3 separate regions of the Homo sapiens genome follow, and all the other regions are linked to region 3. The links are chromatin loops, found by intact Hi-C in ENCODE. Cell type or tissue: OCI-LY7. All regions are shown on one strand. Each heading gives the region's core, and the rest is flanking DNA. Links, peaks and the distances in the headings are about the cores only.

Region 1 (5,491 bases), core at 395-5,394, 130 kb before region 3:
TAAAGAGCTGTTGCTAATTTAATATGACTAACGGATCTGAAAGATATTTTGGCGGGAACAGAGAGCACTAAGAGGCCTAGGGTAAAAAACAGGACCCCGTGAGAATGACCAGGGGGTAAGCTTGGGGAGGGGCTAACTAGGATACACTGGGGGAGGTGGAGACATAGGCTAGACGTAGCAAAGGCAACCAGTGCTTTCTTTCCTCATATACACTCTGCTGAGACTGGAAGCCAATCACTCAGCATTCTCATCAGACTCATGTCTGTGAAAACCAGAGCCAAAGAGTGCCAGGAAAGACAAGGTCCGTGACAAAGGGCAGCCTGTTTCCTGCTTTTTCTCTTCCTCCTTGTGGCTTTTAGTCTAAGTCCCCAAGCACTGAAATATTTTGGTGCCTCCTCCCATATATAAACCCAGATTAAAGCAATACTAAACCACAAAACATAAAATGATTTCTTTTTATCAGTTATAAAATTCTGGATAAGTCCATGAAAGCCTCATTGTTCTGACTTTGGCTGGCACCCCAAGCAAGTAAGCACCTTGTTGTTAACCTAGCACTGCTTTAGGGTCTGAGTATTAGGGCTGTTTTCTCCGTAATCCGTTGTTTATCTAGTCTATTGTGCAAATTTTCACAAATGGAATATTGTGTAGATACTCTACTCTACAGACTCTAGAGAAGAAAGTCAGCAACCTCACCTGGTAAGCTCCACCTACCCATGTTTCTAGAGAGGGGAAAAAATAGCTGAAACAAATCAAACCAAACCCAAAATGCTCTTTTCCTCAATGTTCTGCAGGGCTCAAATGTGAGCTTCTGGTAGTATCGGCTTTGGTGATCTCCATGGGGAACAGTGGAGACTGATCTCAAACAGTGAGTTCACCAGAATTATGGCAGTGAAGGGGAACTGCGGTATAAGAATTGCTAAAAAGATAAAAATTGTTCTGTCCAGAGAGACGCAAGTTGAGAGAGATGTAGGGCTGAGAGAATAGATAGTTGTGAGCATTTACTCCTCCACAAATCATGAGTTTTTCTGAAGCAACAGGGTGAGGCGGGGGTGGGGGGTGTGGACAGGAAGGTAGATAAATTTAAAACAGTAAAATAGTAAAAGGAAGTATTATATAAAACAGTGTGGCGGTGGTGGGAGTGGGGAGGAGATATGACTTAAGAATTTTTTATCCCAACGCTAAAGGGTGCAAAAATAAAAGGGTTCAAAAAATGTTTAAATGTAAAATGACAGTTCCATAACAAATTATTGACTGGAGGAAACTGAAGATGTTTAAAGCTAATCTCATGAGATTAGCATAGGAGGTGCTCCATCTCCTTCCAAAAACGACCCCTTGCCATTCTCCAAAATGCAACACTTAGACCTGCCTGATCATGAATCTTTGGGTTTATTTCATATGGCCACACTTGTTGTGGAATAAGGTCAATTAAACCTCACGGGTAAGTTTGCAATTAACTGACATTTGACATAAGCAGCTTTTACGGGTTGGTGCTGAAACAGGCTGAGAAACACAATCCCTCCCTGGGTAGAACTAGGAGCTTTCCTGTGGCAGCAGCAAGCCCAGACATACAGAGGGCTGGAGGGGAGCTGTAGTTCAAATGCAGTAATAGCTGTTTTTAAACTGATCCGCTCTAAGTCTTTGAGTGCAATGGCTGATTATTGGGTCAACAAACATGAAAAGCATTGTCATTGGCCCAAGTTTGAACCAGAAGCAACATGTCTTTCATGAGCATTTAGGATGAAAGATGTAAGATTAGAAAAAAATGTTGGTAACAGTGAGCATCATTTGAGGGTCTTTGTAATGTGTGTTTTGCCCTAAGAGGAAAAGTAAGGCAAGATCTATGAAATGTCCTTGATCTTTTTGCAACCTAGAGTTGTAGGCCCTGCATTACCTTCATGTTTCCATTTCAAGAACTGCCAGGTTTGTTTTCCAATGAAACTTTCAACTGTCAGCTTAATAAGACTGTGACCATGTGGTGCAGTGAACAATGGTTCAAGGACTACTTCACTGAGTGTGAATTTGACTACATTATGCCTATTCTTAAAATCCTTAAAATTCATCAATGGTTCTCCATTACCTCCAAGACTGGGAGTTTCCTTGCTAGGATGTACCACTCTCATCTCTCGCCTCACATTGCGCTACGTCCGCTTCTCCAAATGCTCCAAGTTCTCTTGTAACACCACAGCCTTGCACGTGCCATGCCTTCATTTTAGAATCATACATGCCTTCTCTACAAAACCATCCTAAGCAGCTCTTGAATTAGATGCTCCTTTGCACTCTGTGCTTAACTTGTTTACAGCACACGTCGTGTTCTATTTAAGTGACCTCCCAACTAACCTGTGAGATTCCAGAAGCTGGGTGAGTGTGCTCTGGAACTGATTCTTCTGCTAGATGCTGAGAACATGTGGGCAATGGCACGTTCTCAGCATCTAGCACCATCCCAGGCACAAGTGGAGCAGAGGTAGATCTGTGCTTGATGATTGAATGGATGAGTTTCAGTGAACTGTGAATGATGGGGAGCTTTTCAACAAAGCCACACTCCATGTTTTCTCTTCAGCAAAATAAATGCTGCATAGAAGCGGTTAATAGTCCCCCTTATGTCAGCTCAGCACATAGATATATGAGGAGTCCCACGGTTTCCCATAAGCCAAATAAGACAAAGTAAAAGCAATAATGGTCCATACACTTCAGAAAAAGGAAGGAAGGAAAAAAGGAAGGAAGGAAGGAAGGGAGGGAGGGAGGGAGGGAGGGAGGGAAGGAAGGAAGGACAATTTTCCCATGAGTCTACTGTCAGTGAAAGCTATTATTTAAATAGCATTTTTTTCCGAGGCTTTGTCTATCAGCACAAAGAAGAAAGTGAAATATATTGGGTTCCATCCATGAGATTAAAAGAGGAACATCTTTCAGTTCCCAATCAATCAAAAGACACAGGTTGTGTTTCAATCAGAAGCCATTTCTGAAGAGGCACAGGAGCGTAGGAGAGTTGTGTTAGGCAATGGAAACCAAACTGAGCCTGAAATGAAAGCCTGGGTCAATTAGTCAGTTTCTTTCCCAATATCTGCCCTAACATTGTCTTCTAAGTTTTTGGAAATGAATACGCTTTATTATTCACCTCAGTTGGATTTATTGTGCCTCACAGGTATTGACTCCTCTTGCTCTTCCTCCTCTCGCTATGGAAAGACTGAGCAGAGGAAGTGCTCGGACAGGCATGCCCTCCCAGAATGCAAGAAAGCCATCAGGCAAGCGGCAGGTGCAGAGACCACAGCCAGGGCCACACAGCCTGGAGAGGGACTCCCTCCTGGCAGGGAAGGCTGTCTCTACTTGCTCCTCTCTGAGAATGCTCACCAGGTGTGGCTGGGGGTTTTGGCAGCCTGCAGCTGTGTTTAGGAGGGCATTTGCTTTATCTACCACATCCTTTGAGGATTTCATTGCAGGCCATTTTATCCACTTTAATGAATGTTCTGGCAGCTTGTGAACCTGGGGCTGTGTCTGCATGCCCTGAACAGTGCTTATGTTCACCATCGTTGAGGTTGAATGTAACATATATTCACAGATCCTTCTGCCACCTCCTTTTCACAAGATGGACCCTCCAGTTCTGGCCAAAACAAGAAGAAAGCTGTAAAAAGAAGGGCTTTAGCCCAAAAGTTGGGGTTGCTCAGTTTTTTTCCTTTCCCTCATACCCCATCAGCTAATTAATCACCTCCTACTGCAATTTATAATTCCTTAACAGTTTTCAAATCTGTCCTCTAGATTAGCTAAATAAATATAGCACATCAATCAAAAATCAAGTTCTATAAAGTTACTAATAGGGAAATATATAAAGTGGAAAAAGCTGTTTATAAAAGTCTGAGTAAATGACTATATATGTACATAGATATGATTTTGAAAAGAACTTAATAGGATACACAAACATTAATAAGAATGCTTATTTCTGAGTAATTAAGGGGCGATTTTGTTGTATTCCTTATACATTTTAAATGTTTTAATCCAAAATTTTTTACAGTGAGTATGTATTATCTTTTGTCATCTGAAAAATAACACAAATAAATAAGTTAAAATAGAATTAACTGAATTTGTACAAATCGGGCAAGATAAGGGTGCCCCTGTTTTCTCTATTCATGCCACCGCTACCACTGTTTAGACTATTGGTCATAATTTTTTTCTCACCTGCAAATATCTCCTTGCCTGTTACTTTCTCTTCAGTTTCTTTCCCCATTATTCATTCTCTCTGAAAATATTAGGTTGGAGCAAACGTTAATTGCATTTTTGCATTGTTGGAATTTGCTGTTTGATATTGGAATACATTCTTAAATAAATGTGGTTATGTTATACATCATTTTAATGGGCATTTCTCGCTTTATGTTTTTTTGCTAATGACTTACTACTTGCTGTTTATTTTATGTTTATTTTAGACTATGGAAATGATGTTAAACAAAAAGCAAATTCAAGCAATTTTTTAATTCAAGTTCAAAATGAGTTGTAAAGCAGCAGAGACAACTGGCAACATCAACAACACATTCGGCCCAGGAACCACTAACAAATGTACAGTGCAGTGGTGGTTCAAGAAGTTTTGCAAAGAGGACGAGAGCCTTAAAGATGAGGAGTGTGGCGGCCAGCTGTTGGAAGTTGACAATGACCAATTGAGAGCAATCATTAAAGCTGATCCTCTTACAACTACACGAGAAGTTGCCGAAGAACTTAACATCGACTGTTCTACTGTTCTTTGGCATTTGAAGCAAATTCAAAGGGTGAAAAAGCTCGGTAAGTGGGTGCCTCATGAGTTGACTGAAAGTAAAAAAAAATCACCATTTGGTGGTGTTGTCTTTTCTTATTCCACACAACAACAATGAACCATTTCTTGATCGGATTGTGACATGCAATGAAAAGTGGATTTTATACAACAACGAGTGACGACCAGGTGAGTGGTTGGACCGAGAAGAAGCTCCAAAGCACTTTCCAAAGCCAAACTTGCACCAAAATATGGTCATGGTCACTGTTTGGTAGTCTGCTGCCAGTCTGATCCACTACAGCTTTCTGAATCCTGGCGAAATCACTACATCTGAGAAGTCTGCTCAGCAAATCAATGAGATGCACTGAAAACTGCAGTGGCTGCAGCTGGCATTGGTCAACAAAAAGGGACAAATTCTTCTCCACAACAACACCCGACTGCACGTCATACAACCAATGCTTCAAAAGTTGAGCGAATTGGGCTACAAAGTTTTGCCTCACCCACCATATTCACCTGACCTCTCGCCAACCGACTACCACTTCTTCAAGCATCTCAACAACTTTTTGCTTCCACAACCAGCAGTGTGCAGAAAATGCTTTCCAAGTGTTCATTGAATCCCAAAGCACAGACCTTTATGCTACAGGAATAAACAAACTTATTTCTCATTGGCAAAAATGTGTTGATAGTAATTGTTCCTATTTGAATTAATAAAGATGTGTTTGAGTCTAGTTATAAGGATCTAAAATTCACAGTCCCAAACCA
Region 2 (5,491 bases), core at 237-5,236, 290 kb before region 3:
TTAATTGCAAAAATCTTGTTTCCATGAGAAAAAGCATATCAATTACTCAGGACAAATGAAATATCCCCTGATGCTTAAATATGAATACGTTTGCCTATAATTTGCTCATTGATCATAAAACTTTTCTTTTGTTTCGCCTTCTGTCCATTTTCTCTATAATTGTTGTTTTGCTTGCTGGTGCAATGGTTGAAAGGCCTATAGATGCTGTAAGTGCTGAAGATCTGAGGATGAGGATCTGAGGATGAGGATGGGATGTACTGAAAGTGTTGGGTCATGTTGACAGAGAGCATGGGGTGATTAACGTCACAGTCATCCCAAACCATGGATTCTAAATCTAGGGACAGGTTTTGGCCTGGTTACAGCAACTTTGCAAAGGAGTATATTGCAGCTGAGATCACCCGGGGAACTATGAAACAAGCAATAAAACAAAAGATCTTCAAGGAACACTGAGAAGGGGACTTGTAGGGATCTGCTGTGCAGCGCAAATCCAACCTCAGGAGCTTACAGCAGAGAAATCACATAGACATTCAACGAGAACAACCAAAGTTACTAAAGTAATTGTGGAAAAAGGTTATATAAAGGGGAAACAATACAACAGTAACTCATGGGCACTACATCCTGCCTTTTGAAGGAATTTTATTTTTAGTTATTGTTAAGGATCCTGCAATGTTCTTTTTCCTTTAAAGGGCTCCTCCAAGCCAGGCGTGGTGGCTCACGCCTGTAATGCCAGCACTTTGGGAGGCCGAGGCAGGCGGATCACTTGAGGTCAGGAGTTCAAGACCAGCCTGGCCAACATGGTGAAACCCCGTCTCTACTAAAAATACAAAAATCAGGGGGACGTGGTGGCAGGAGCCTGTAATCCAAGCTACTCGGGAGGCTAAAGCAGTGAGGAGGCACAAGTTGCGGTGAGCCGAGATGGCGCTGAGAGGTGACAGCCTGCTGGCAGCCCTCACAGCCCTCGCTCACTCTCAGCACCTCCTCGGCCTTGGCGCCCACTTCGGCGGCACTCGAGGAGCCCTTCAGCCCACCGCTGCACTGTGGGAGCCCCTTCCTGGGCTAGCCGAGGCGGGAGCCGGCTCCCTTAGCTTGCAGGGAGGTGTGGAGGGAGAGGGGCGGGCGGGAACCGGGGCTGCGCGCGGTGCTTGCGGGCCAGCGTGAGTTCCGGGTGGGTGTGGGCTCGGTGGGCCCCGCACTCGGAGCGGCCTGCCAGCCCCGGGCAATGAGGGGCTCAGCACCCGGGCCAGCGGCTGCGGAGGGTGTGCTGGGTCCCCCAGCAGTGCTGGCCCACCGGCGCTGTTCTCGATTTCTCGCCGGGCCTTAGCTGCCTCCCTGCGGGGCAGGGCTCGGGACCTGCAGCCTGCCATGCCTGAGCCTCTCCCCCACGCCCGTGAGCTCCTGTGCGGCCGAGCCTCCCCGACGAGCGGCGCCCCTGCTCCACGGCGCCCAGTCCCATCGACCACCCAAGGGCTGAGGAGTGCGCGCACACCGCACGGGACTGGCAGGTAGCTCCACCTGCGGCCCCGTGCGGGATCCACTGGGTGACGCCAGCTGGGCTCCTGAGTCTGGGCGGGACTTGGAGAACCTTTATGTCTAGCTAAGGGATTGTAAATACACCAATCGGCACTCTGTATCTAGCTACTCTTGTGGGGACTTGGAGAACCTTTGTGTCCACACTCTGTATCTAGCTAATCTAGTGGGGAGGTGGAGAACCTTTGTGTCTAGCTCAGGGATTGTAAACGCACCAATCAGCGCCCTGTCAAAACAGACCACTCGGCTCTCTGTAAAATGGACCAATCAGCAGGATGTGGGTGTGGCCAGATAAGAGAATAAAAGCAGGCTGCCTGCACCAGCAGTGGTAACCCGCTCGGGTACTTTTCTGTACGGGTGTCTTTCCACGCTGTGGAAGCTTTGTTCTTTTGCTTTTTGCAGTGAAGTTTGCTACTGCTCAGTCTTTGGGTCCACACTGCCTTTATGAGCTATAACACTCACTGTGAAGGTCTGCAGCTTCACTCCTGAAACCAGCAAGACCACGAACCTACTGGGAGGAACGAGCAACTCCAGACGGGCAGCCTTAAGAGCTGTAACACTCACTGCGAAGGTCCACAGCTTCACTCATGCGCCAGTGAGACCACAAACCCCACCAGAGGGAAGAAGCTCTGAACACATCCGAACATCAGAAGGAACAAATTCCAGACACGCTGCCTTTAAGAACTGTAACACTCACCGCGAGGATCCGCGGCTTCATTTTTGAAGTCAGTGAGACCAAGAACCCACCAATTCCGGACACAGCTCCACTGCAGTCCAGTCTTGAGTGTCTGAGGCAGACTCCGTTTAAAAAAAAAAAAAAAGGATCCTCCAATGTGGGATGGGGGTGGAGGAGCTTGGAGGTGGATTCATTCCTTTGGGTTCAGTTAGCCAGTCAACAAACATGAATTGAACTCTTTGTGTTAGTTAGGTAGTGAGATGGGAAAGATGAACTCATGGTCCAAGATGCCCTGTGTCTGAAATATACAAGAGGCTAGGGAGATGTGCAGCAAGGAAGTAATCGTACTGCTACGTGGTTGTGGAGCGCTTAAGAATTATTTTGAATGCTTATTTTCACAACAGCGAATCAGGTCTGCACTAGCATTCCTATTTCCCAGGCACGTTAGAGATGAAATCGGTTGTAAAAACCAATTGTCCTCCACCTTTCATTTCCCATCAGACCACAAGGGGGCGCCGTGCGAGGCGAACACAGCCTTAGATCTGCAAAATGCTGGTCGCTGCGTGAGGGGCTTCAAAACATCCTAGGTGGTGCCCAAAGACCTTGTTGCCTGAGCTGAATAGGTGCTAGCTATTTGCACTGTCAGCGCTCTAAAGGATTTCTGGGGGCCCCCTTTCAACGGGAAGCCACCTGGTACGTGTAAACACCCACAAGTTCACTCCCCTTTGCAAGGGGCAGAGGACCTAGTAACTTTTCTCTAGAGCGCTCTCCTCTGCATACAGGTCCCTACATGTCCCCTTCTCAGTGCTCTTTGCAGATCTTTTGTTTTCTTGCTTGTTGATTTTTCTTTTGCAAACAGGATTGGGGGACCCATTATTTATCCAAAACCTTCTTTTGTCAAATCGTAGGTCCTTTCCAGTGTAGACTGGATGTCTAGACAGAGAGGTAGAAATAATTGCCCAAGGGCAAGGACAGCCTTCACTAAGTTGTCCATTTACATCTTTACATCATTCTAAAAATACACCCACACCAGCCCTTTGTCTTGATATTTTAACATTGGGCAAGGCTGAAATAAGTTACTTCTCTGACCACTGTTTAAAATGTCTCATTCACAACCATTGTTCTTGGAGACTTCAACTTCTTTAATAGGAATTTAAGTCACAAAGGGCCCAGATGGTTCTGAAAAAAAAACCCGTTAGGCTGCCTGGGTCATAAAGAAGGCTCATAAACTGCGCTTGGATGATGACTGGGTGAGGGGCTGTGTGGGGGATAGACAATGTCTGGTGTCTGGTGGTCTCCTGACTGCCAGGCAGGCCAGAGAAAATTAGGGGTATGTTTTCATTTAACATCATTCCCTGCTGACTCTTGTCTCTCTGGAAAATTGACAGTTAGGAGACAAAGTAAGGTGCCCTTTTTGTTAACTCAGTTTTCTTAATTATAGTTGTTGGGAGATGACTTAAATCATGCTGTGAGGTATGGTGGTGGTTCCTGCCCCTCAATGCCCCCTCCCAGGCTGCAGAGGAATTTGCTTTAGAGATTGGTAATAGTTGAGTCTGAGATGAAGGTCAGTCAGTGTGCTGAAGCTTTTCAGTTGCCCTTGTAGAGGTTTCTCCCCCTGCAGGCTGGCCTCTACTCATTAAAACCTTTTCTTTCTTTCTTTGTTTCTTTCCTTCCTTCTTTCTTTTCCTTTTTCTTTCTTTCTTTCTTTCTTTTCTTTCTCTCTTTTTTTCTTTCTTTTCTTCTTTCCTTCGTTCGTTCGTTCTTTTTTTTTTTTTTTTTTTTTCTGAGTCTCACTCTGTTGCCCAGGCTGGAGTGCAGTGGTGCGATCTTGGCTCACTGCAACCTTCGTCTCCCAGGTTCAAGCGATCCTCCTGCCTCAGCCTCCTGAGTAGCTGGGACTACAAGCTCCCGCCACCATGCCTGGCTAATTTTTGTATTTTTAGTAGAGACAGATTTCACTATGTTAGCCAGGCTGGTCTTGAACTCCTGACCTCATGATCCCCCCGCCTTGGCCTCCCAAAGTGCTGGGATTATAGGCGTGAGCCACCGTGCCTGGCCTAGAACTATTTCAAGGCTGTTTTTCTCTTTTCTTTTCCTTCTTTTTTCCCAACCATAAAATAAGCATGTGCCTACACATCCACGCCCTAGGAGGAAGTAAAGTGGGCTTAACTTAGCCTCCTCCAGATAAGAGTCTGGAGGTTCTTGCCCAATGTTGCTCCTCCCTCATGCGCTTTGCTCAGTGCCAGGGAGGGGGAGTGCAGTAAGTGTGGATTGCACCCCAGGCTGGTTCCATGGAGATGGAAATAGCGTTGGCACATCCTAGCTCATGAATGGATCCACATCCATCCAGATGCCCAGCCAAGAAGCCCTTCCCCGGGCTCCTCATCATCATGCACCAGGTGCTGTTCATCACTTTTCCTACGGACTTGCCCTCCCACGTCCCTGGAACCTATCTGCATCTCCCCATCTCCACTCCTCCATTCTAATCCAACGTATCTTCACTGCTTCTCCTAGAACTGATTCAATGCCCTCCTAACTGAACTGCCAGGATCCACATGGCCCCTCTTCACCACTCTCCACACTGCAGCCAGGGAGCTATTTTCAGAGCAAAAATATGATGGTGTCATATAGCTGTTTAAAATTCTTTAATTAGGCCAGGTGCAGTGGCTCACACTTATAAGCCCAACATTTTGGGAGGCTGAGGGTGGAGGATCTCTCAAAGCTAGGAGTTTGAGACAAGCCTGGGCAACACAGATATCTGTCTCTCCAAAAAAAAAAAAAAAAAAAAAAAAAATTAGCTGGGCATAGTGTCATACACCTGTAATCCTAGCTACTTGGGAGGCTGAGATGGGAGGATTGCTTGAGCCCAGGAGTTCAGGCTGCTGTGAACTAGGGTCTTGCCATTGCACTTCAGCCTGGGCAATAGAGCAAGACTTGTCTCTTAAAGAATAAAAATAGGGCCAGGCGTGCTGGCTCACGCCTGTAATCCCAGCACTTTGGGAGGCTGAGATGGCGGATCACAAGGTCAGGAGTTCAAGACCAGCCTGGCCAACATGGTGAAACCCCATCTCTACTAAAAACAGAAAAATTAGCCGGGCGTGGTGGTGTAGGCCTGTGGTCGCAGCTACTCGGGAGGCTGAGGCAGGAGAATCACTTGAGCCTGGGAGGTGGAGGTTGCAGTGAGCCAAGATCACACCACTGCACTCCAGCCTGGGTGACAGAGCTTTTGTCTCAAAATAAATAAATAAATAAATAAATAAATAAATAATCTTTCAATCATTTAATGTG
Region 3 (5,491 bases), core at 252-5,251:
TTATACTTTTCTATAGTCCTAATATTTAACTTGAAAATCTTCTTGGGGACTTCTTTTAAGTTCAGTGTTTCTAAGAAGTTCTTAGTTTGTTAATTTTTTTCCAAGCTGATTTAGAAACTTTTTGAATGCATCTTAAAATTTTTTGAAGAAATACATTTTTTCTTTGTGTGCTATAAAGTACTCCAGTACTCCTTTAGAATACGTGTATGAGGTAACAGAACTAACATCTTTGTGGAAACTGCTTTTCTTGTGTAGTTACCTTATTGCGCCTATTGTGTCTGGGAGAAGTCACTGATTTTTCTGGATATTCTCCAAATGTCTTTACCAGTGTTTAGCATTATAATAGGAGTCAAGTCTTTTTTTTTTCCACTATAATTTCAGATCGTGAATGTACTCCAGAATAAATATAGTACATAGTTTGTCTTTGCAATGCAAAACCTCAGTCATGTGCCTCCCCACCCCTCCTGGGGGTTAATATTAGGAATTAGAATAAGTCAATGAAATATGGGAACATATTTCATGATCTCACTCATGGCCTGCTTGAGAGGGCCTGAAATAACTACTGAGTAAAAAATAATATTAATCTTAATTGAATTTTCCTAAAGTTAATTGTGATAATGGTTATTTTTCTACTAGGTAAATCAACTGCTTTTTTGAGAATAAATGCCTAAATGAAATCCTGCTTATTTCAATCTATTTAATGCATCTTTAACCTTGAATCAGCATTAGAGTTGTGGCTGTTTTTATTATTATAATTTAACCTCAGTTTTAATATCATATTTAGATTAACTATTTAACAGCTGAACTTGTAATAGCTGTGCATGTTGAGGGCCGCTTCCTGCTAATACCTTTGATTTTCTGTCTGGGGACTTCCTTTTTGACCACTGGGGCATGAATGCCCTGCTCATACAAAGGCTAAGCCAGGAGTGCAGGGGAATTAACTTCAGAAACAGCTCACAAGCAGTGTTAAGGGGGAAGCTAGTAATGACTATCACAGTTTTCTCACCCCTTCATCTGATTAACTTTGAGGCATATTCTACCTCAGTACTTTACAAACTTTATCATTTGGGGATCCTGTTAAAAATTCACATCCTGATTCAGTGGATTTGTGGTAGAGCTTCAGATGATGATGATGATGATGATGATGATGATGATGATGATGATGATGGTCCGCTTTGAGTAGCAGGCTCTACACTGTCTCTCAGAATTCCCCAGTGGAATTCAGCTTCATTTGCCCTCAGTGGTAACTTTCTTGATTATTCTCCTTTGGTTGGTTTTCTTCTCTTGCCTGTTTCTCACTTCTCTATTCCCCTACTAGTGTTTCCTACTTGCATGTGAATTCTTATTTCAGGTTGCTTCTGGGGTAACCCAAGCCAAGAATATGCATCTATCTATTTATCTATCTGCTCACCTATCCATCCATCTATTCATCTACATCTATCCATCCATCCATCCATCCATCCATCCATCCATCCATCCATCCATCCATCCATTTACCTATCTATCTAGCTATGTAATGCATTCATCTATCTTCTATTTATCTATTTATGTAATCTATTTATCTATCTTATCTATCATGTGTCTAATATATTCATTTATCCACCTATCTATTCATCTACCTAATCTATTCATCTATGTATCTACTATTTATCTAATCTATTCATCTATCCATCTATCTAATCTGTCTACCTACTTACCTACCTATCTGGAACATAGCAACAGAGCACAGCCTCTTAAAAAATCCAGTAAATTGAAGAGCTGAAAGAGAAAGAATGAAGACATACTGGAGGGGGTGGAAAGGAAAAGTTGATGACTACCACCTAAAGGGACTTTTTCTTCCTCCTTGTGTCATTTTCAACAGGATGTGGTATCATGGAGCTCTGGTGAAAGAAGAGACTAGGCAGTTAGCTATGGCTACATAAATGGGACAGCTCCAGAAGTCCATGGAGGGATCCCCTTTCTACTAGGAAAGATGGGCAAGGACTTTATGCCTGATTCTATTATTCAGGGCACATTGCTGACAGGGTTGGCCAGTGAGGCCATAGAGAGAAGGCAGGCCAAATGCTAATCTTGGAAAGGACGGAAATCAGCATAAGCAGAGAGACACAGGGTGAAGTGGTAGCGGAGAGCGGATGCCACAGTGTGTGGGCTTGTGGGTCAGCCCTATTAAAGGGAGGAAATCAGTAAATGGGCTTGCAGATGGTTACCCAAGATTTCTTCATGACTTTGTGCAGCCTGTACAATGTATGCTCCTTATCTTGTGGGAGTGTAATTGAGAGCCCTGGACTTCCTCAGCTCAGATCCCAACTCTGCCACCTCCTGGTTATGCTACCTTAGCATGTGTATTCAACCTCTTTAAGCATCGGTCTTCCCATCTATGTAGTGGGGACAGTAATTCCTATTTCATGGGATTGTCATAAAAATTAAATGAGATATTTTGTACAAAGTGCTGCCTTTATTACAGCTGGAGGATAAGAGAGCAGCCCTGATACTGTAAATATTCCCAAGAATGATGAGGAAATGACGGTGGACCTTTTACTTGATTCCAGCGTTATGAACACACACACACATACACACACAGATATAAGCACACATATGTTTAATAGCATATAGGTAGAAAGCCACAGGAGCGGTAATACCCTGATTATGTAAATCAACCCCAGCTCTAACAGCTAAAAAACCCTACTGCTGCTCTTAGCTATGCATGAAATCACCCCCATGAAACTTCTTTGAATAAAGCAAACATCTGTTCTTGGTGGAATGCAAAAGAGAAACTTTATTTGAAGTTCCTGCTTCCCCTTCTCATTAAAAGTATTTCGAGCACTATTAAAATAGTTTCTGCCAAGAGCACTTTTTGTGCTCTTCAGTTTCTTAGGTTCACTGGCCTGAGAACCAGCATTCAGCATTCTTAGTCCCACCATAGCTGGGAGTCTGGGGTCTGGGAAAGGGATAGAGTCAGTTTGTTTTTGCCATCAAGACCCTCTGATCGCCTCAGATGGTCTCACCTGCTATTGCTTCTTTCCCGTCCTGACAGGTTGATATTCTGGAAGCAAGATCTTGGAAGGCCAAGGACAGGTCATTTCTTAGGACTGTGCAAAAGAGAATCAGTCTTTACAGTAAGCTATTTGATTCTAGTAGTTCTTTCATCTCAGTCTTTTGAAAGCAACTTCCCCTCTTTAACCAACACCTGCCATGGCCTCTTCATGAGCCGAAGAAGGTGAGTGCTGATGGAAATCCCAGATGTGGCCAAAACTCCCCAGCAGCAGACAGGTCAAAGGTCTTTTGTACCCTTTCCCGTAACGGGTGGCACTTGATCTTCAGAGTGGCTTACACTGTTCAAGAGGGTTTGAATCATAAGACATTTGGGGTTAAAAAAAAAAACCTGTCATTTTGCATTTTGATTTTTGTAGAGCCAACTACAACGTATTTGAAAATTGTGTTCTTGAAATAAGCCTGTAATAGTAGGTGTCAAAAGTATCAGAGATAAAATGTCTACTCTTTTAGTGGCGTAAGTTGTCGTTGTTTCAAATTACATTTCCTTGTACTATATGATGGATGTACTATGCACACACACTTTATCACACACGTGTGTGTGTGGGAGTGGAAATGTGTAGGTAGTCAGAGAGGGAAGAATAAAGAATTCATGCTAATGTCTAAATAAATGAATTAATTAGTGAAATAAATAGATTCCTGTTTACACTATACTACAATTTTTAAGGATAACCAGTTGTTAATTAATACACTGGACTTGAAGGAGACTCATTTGTGTTGAAACATGAAATGTTTGTCCTCTCTCCTTCTCCCTCCCACCTGGAAAACATGAAAGATCTGCAACTCACACATACTAGTGTAATTTAAACACACTTTGAAAGAATTGATAGGCTGGGCGTTGTGGCTCACGCCTGTAATCCCAGCACTTTGGGAGGCTGAGGCAGGCGGATCACGAGGTCAGGAGATCCAGACCATCCTGGCTAACACAGTGAAACCCCGTCTCTACTAAAAATACAAAAGAATTAGCCAGGCGTGGTGGCAGGCACCTGTAGTCCCAGCTACTCGGGAGGCTGAGGCAGGAGAATGGTGTGAACCCGGGAGGCAGAGCTTGCAGTGAGCCGAGATTGCGCCACTGCACTTCAGCCTGGGAGACAGCGAGACTCGGTCTCAAAAAAAAAAAAAAAGAATTGATAGGCAGCAATTCTAACCTAAAGGGTTCATATTGAAACCACTGATCATAGATATCTGAATAGGTCCTAATTAATGAGAGAGTGCAACCATTTTCTGCTTGAGGGAATTGCCCATGTTCCAGACTGCAGACTTGACATTCACATGCCATGAGAAAACATGGATTCAAATACAGAGACCCTAGGCTATTTCCTGGAGCTCCAACGATGTCATCAGAAACAAAAATGTTCCATTTGACAACCATGAGATTTGACACTATTGACCTACATGGAAGTTTTTAACACTGCCACTCATTCTGCCATGTGTAAAGGGGTTCAGCAGGGTGACCTCAGGGATGCATACATGCATTTTCTCCACACGTCCTCCTTAATTCAAGGATCATATCTGTGGCTCCCCTAGCAAAGAATCAAAGGCCAAAGGTGGGTGGCCCAGACTCTTTCTCGTACTGGGGAACACAGGCAACAGCTGCGGCATATCACTGAGCTTGGCTGCTGACAGGGAAAAGCATTGATAATTTCATCAGATCTCACAGATCAGAAACAACAGAATACCCTCCCGCTAATTGGTGGCCACCGTGACCGCTATAGTTGGTTTGATTGAAATCAGTATTTAAATGATATTTTTAAATTGTGGTGAAATACACGTAACATAAAATTTACCATCTTAACCATTTTTTTAGTGTATAGTTCAGTCGTGTTAAGTATGTTTACAGTGTTGTGCAACCAATTCCAGAACTGTTTCATCTTGCAGAACTGAAACTCAATGCCCATTAAGCAATTCCCATTTCCCACTCTCCACAGCCCCTGGCAACTGCAATTCAACTTTCTCTCTCTACAAATTTGGCTACTTTAGGTACCTCACGTAAGCGGAATCATACAGTGTTTGTTCTTTTGTGACTGACTTATTTCACTAAGCATTTTGCTCTCAAGGTGCATCCATGTTGTAGCGTGTGTCAGAATTTCCATTCTTTTTAAGGCAGAATAATATTCCATTGTATAAATATACCACACGTTTATCCATTTACTTGTCAATGGATACTTGGGTTTCTTCCACCTTTTGGCGATTGTGAATGATGCTGCTATGAGTGGGGGCGTAGAATCAGTGTATTTAATTCTAACACTAAAAGGCTCATATTCCGTTGCATGACTAACCCACTCTATGATCCTCAGGAAGTCATGTGTTTTGTAGAGAGCATACAGTTGTTCTAATTCAGGGATCCCTTTGGATCCATGATACTCATTAATATAGCTGAGTGGAGTTAGAGAATCTGTAGGCATGGAGCAGAAAGAAAGCTTAGCCAGTCTAAAAGTTG

What was found. A loop is a pair of places that touch in the nucleus more often than their neighbours do. Peaks named below come from ENCODE experiments on the same cell type or tissue, not always from the same donor. Only the 100,000 strongest peaks of a DNase experiment are listed, where the experiment ranks them.
Region 1: it touches region 3 in a loop (4-fold over the local background); 3 of 110 quality-filtered maps call a loop at or near these places.
Region 2: it touches region 3 in a loop (7-fold over the local background); 2 of 110 quality-filtered maps call a loop at or near these places.

Annotation. Positions count from the first base shown.
Region 1 is chr6:11,330,334-11,335,824 of GRCh38, forward strand. It overlaps LOC105374925 (a long non-coding RNA gene), which reads left to right. Exons shown (of 6, transcript XR_001743967.2): 6 at 4,413-5,457. It also overlaps a transcript of NEDD9 not described here. Among named protein-coding and RNA genes, the nearest start is that of NEDD9, 100 kb to the left of the region's middle. In OCI-LY7, for the core only: no CTCF peak of the experiment used is centred there; a DNase peak (open chromatin) is centred at 3,328.
Region 2 is chr6:11,169,971-11,175,461 of GRCh38, forward strand. No RefSeq gene overlaps it. Among named protein-coding and RNA genes, the nearest start is that of NEDD9, 60 kb to the right of the region's middle. RefSeq lists an enhancer at 2,586-2,880. In OCI-LY7, for the core only: CTCF peaks have their summits at 2,707 (motif pointing right) and 2,906; a DNase peak (open chromatin) is centred at 2,731.
Region 3 is chr6:11,458,251-11,463,741 of GRCh38, forward strand. All of the region lies in intron 1 of LOC105374928 (a long non-coding RNA gene), which reads left to right. Among named protein-coding and RNA genes, the nearest start is that of TMEM170B, 77 kb to the right of the region's middle. RefSeq lists an enhancer at 1,972-2,161. In OCI-LY7, for the core only: CTCF peaks have their summits at 2,329 (motif pointing left) and 2,530; DNase peaks (open chromatin) are centred at 901, 2,131, 2,741, 3,191 and 1 weaker place; H3K4me3 peaks cover 3,459 bases; H3K27ac peaks cover 3,690 bases.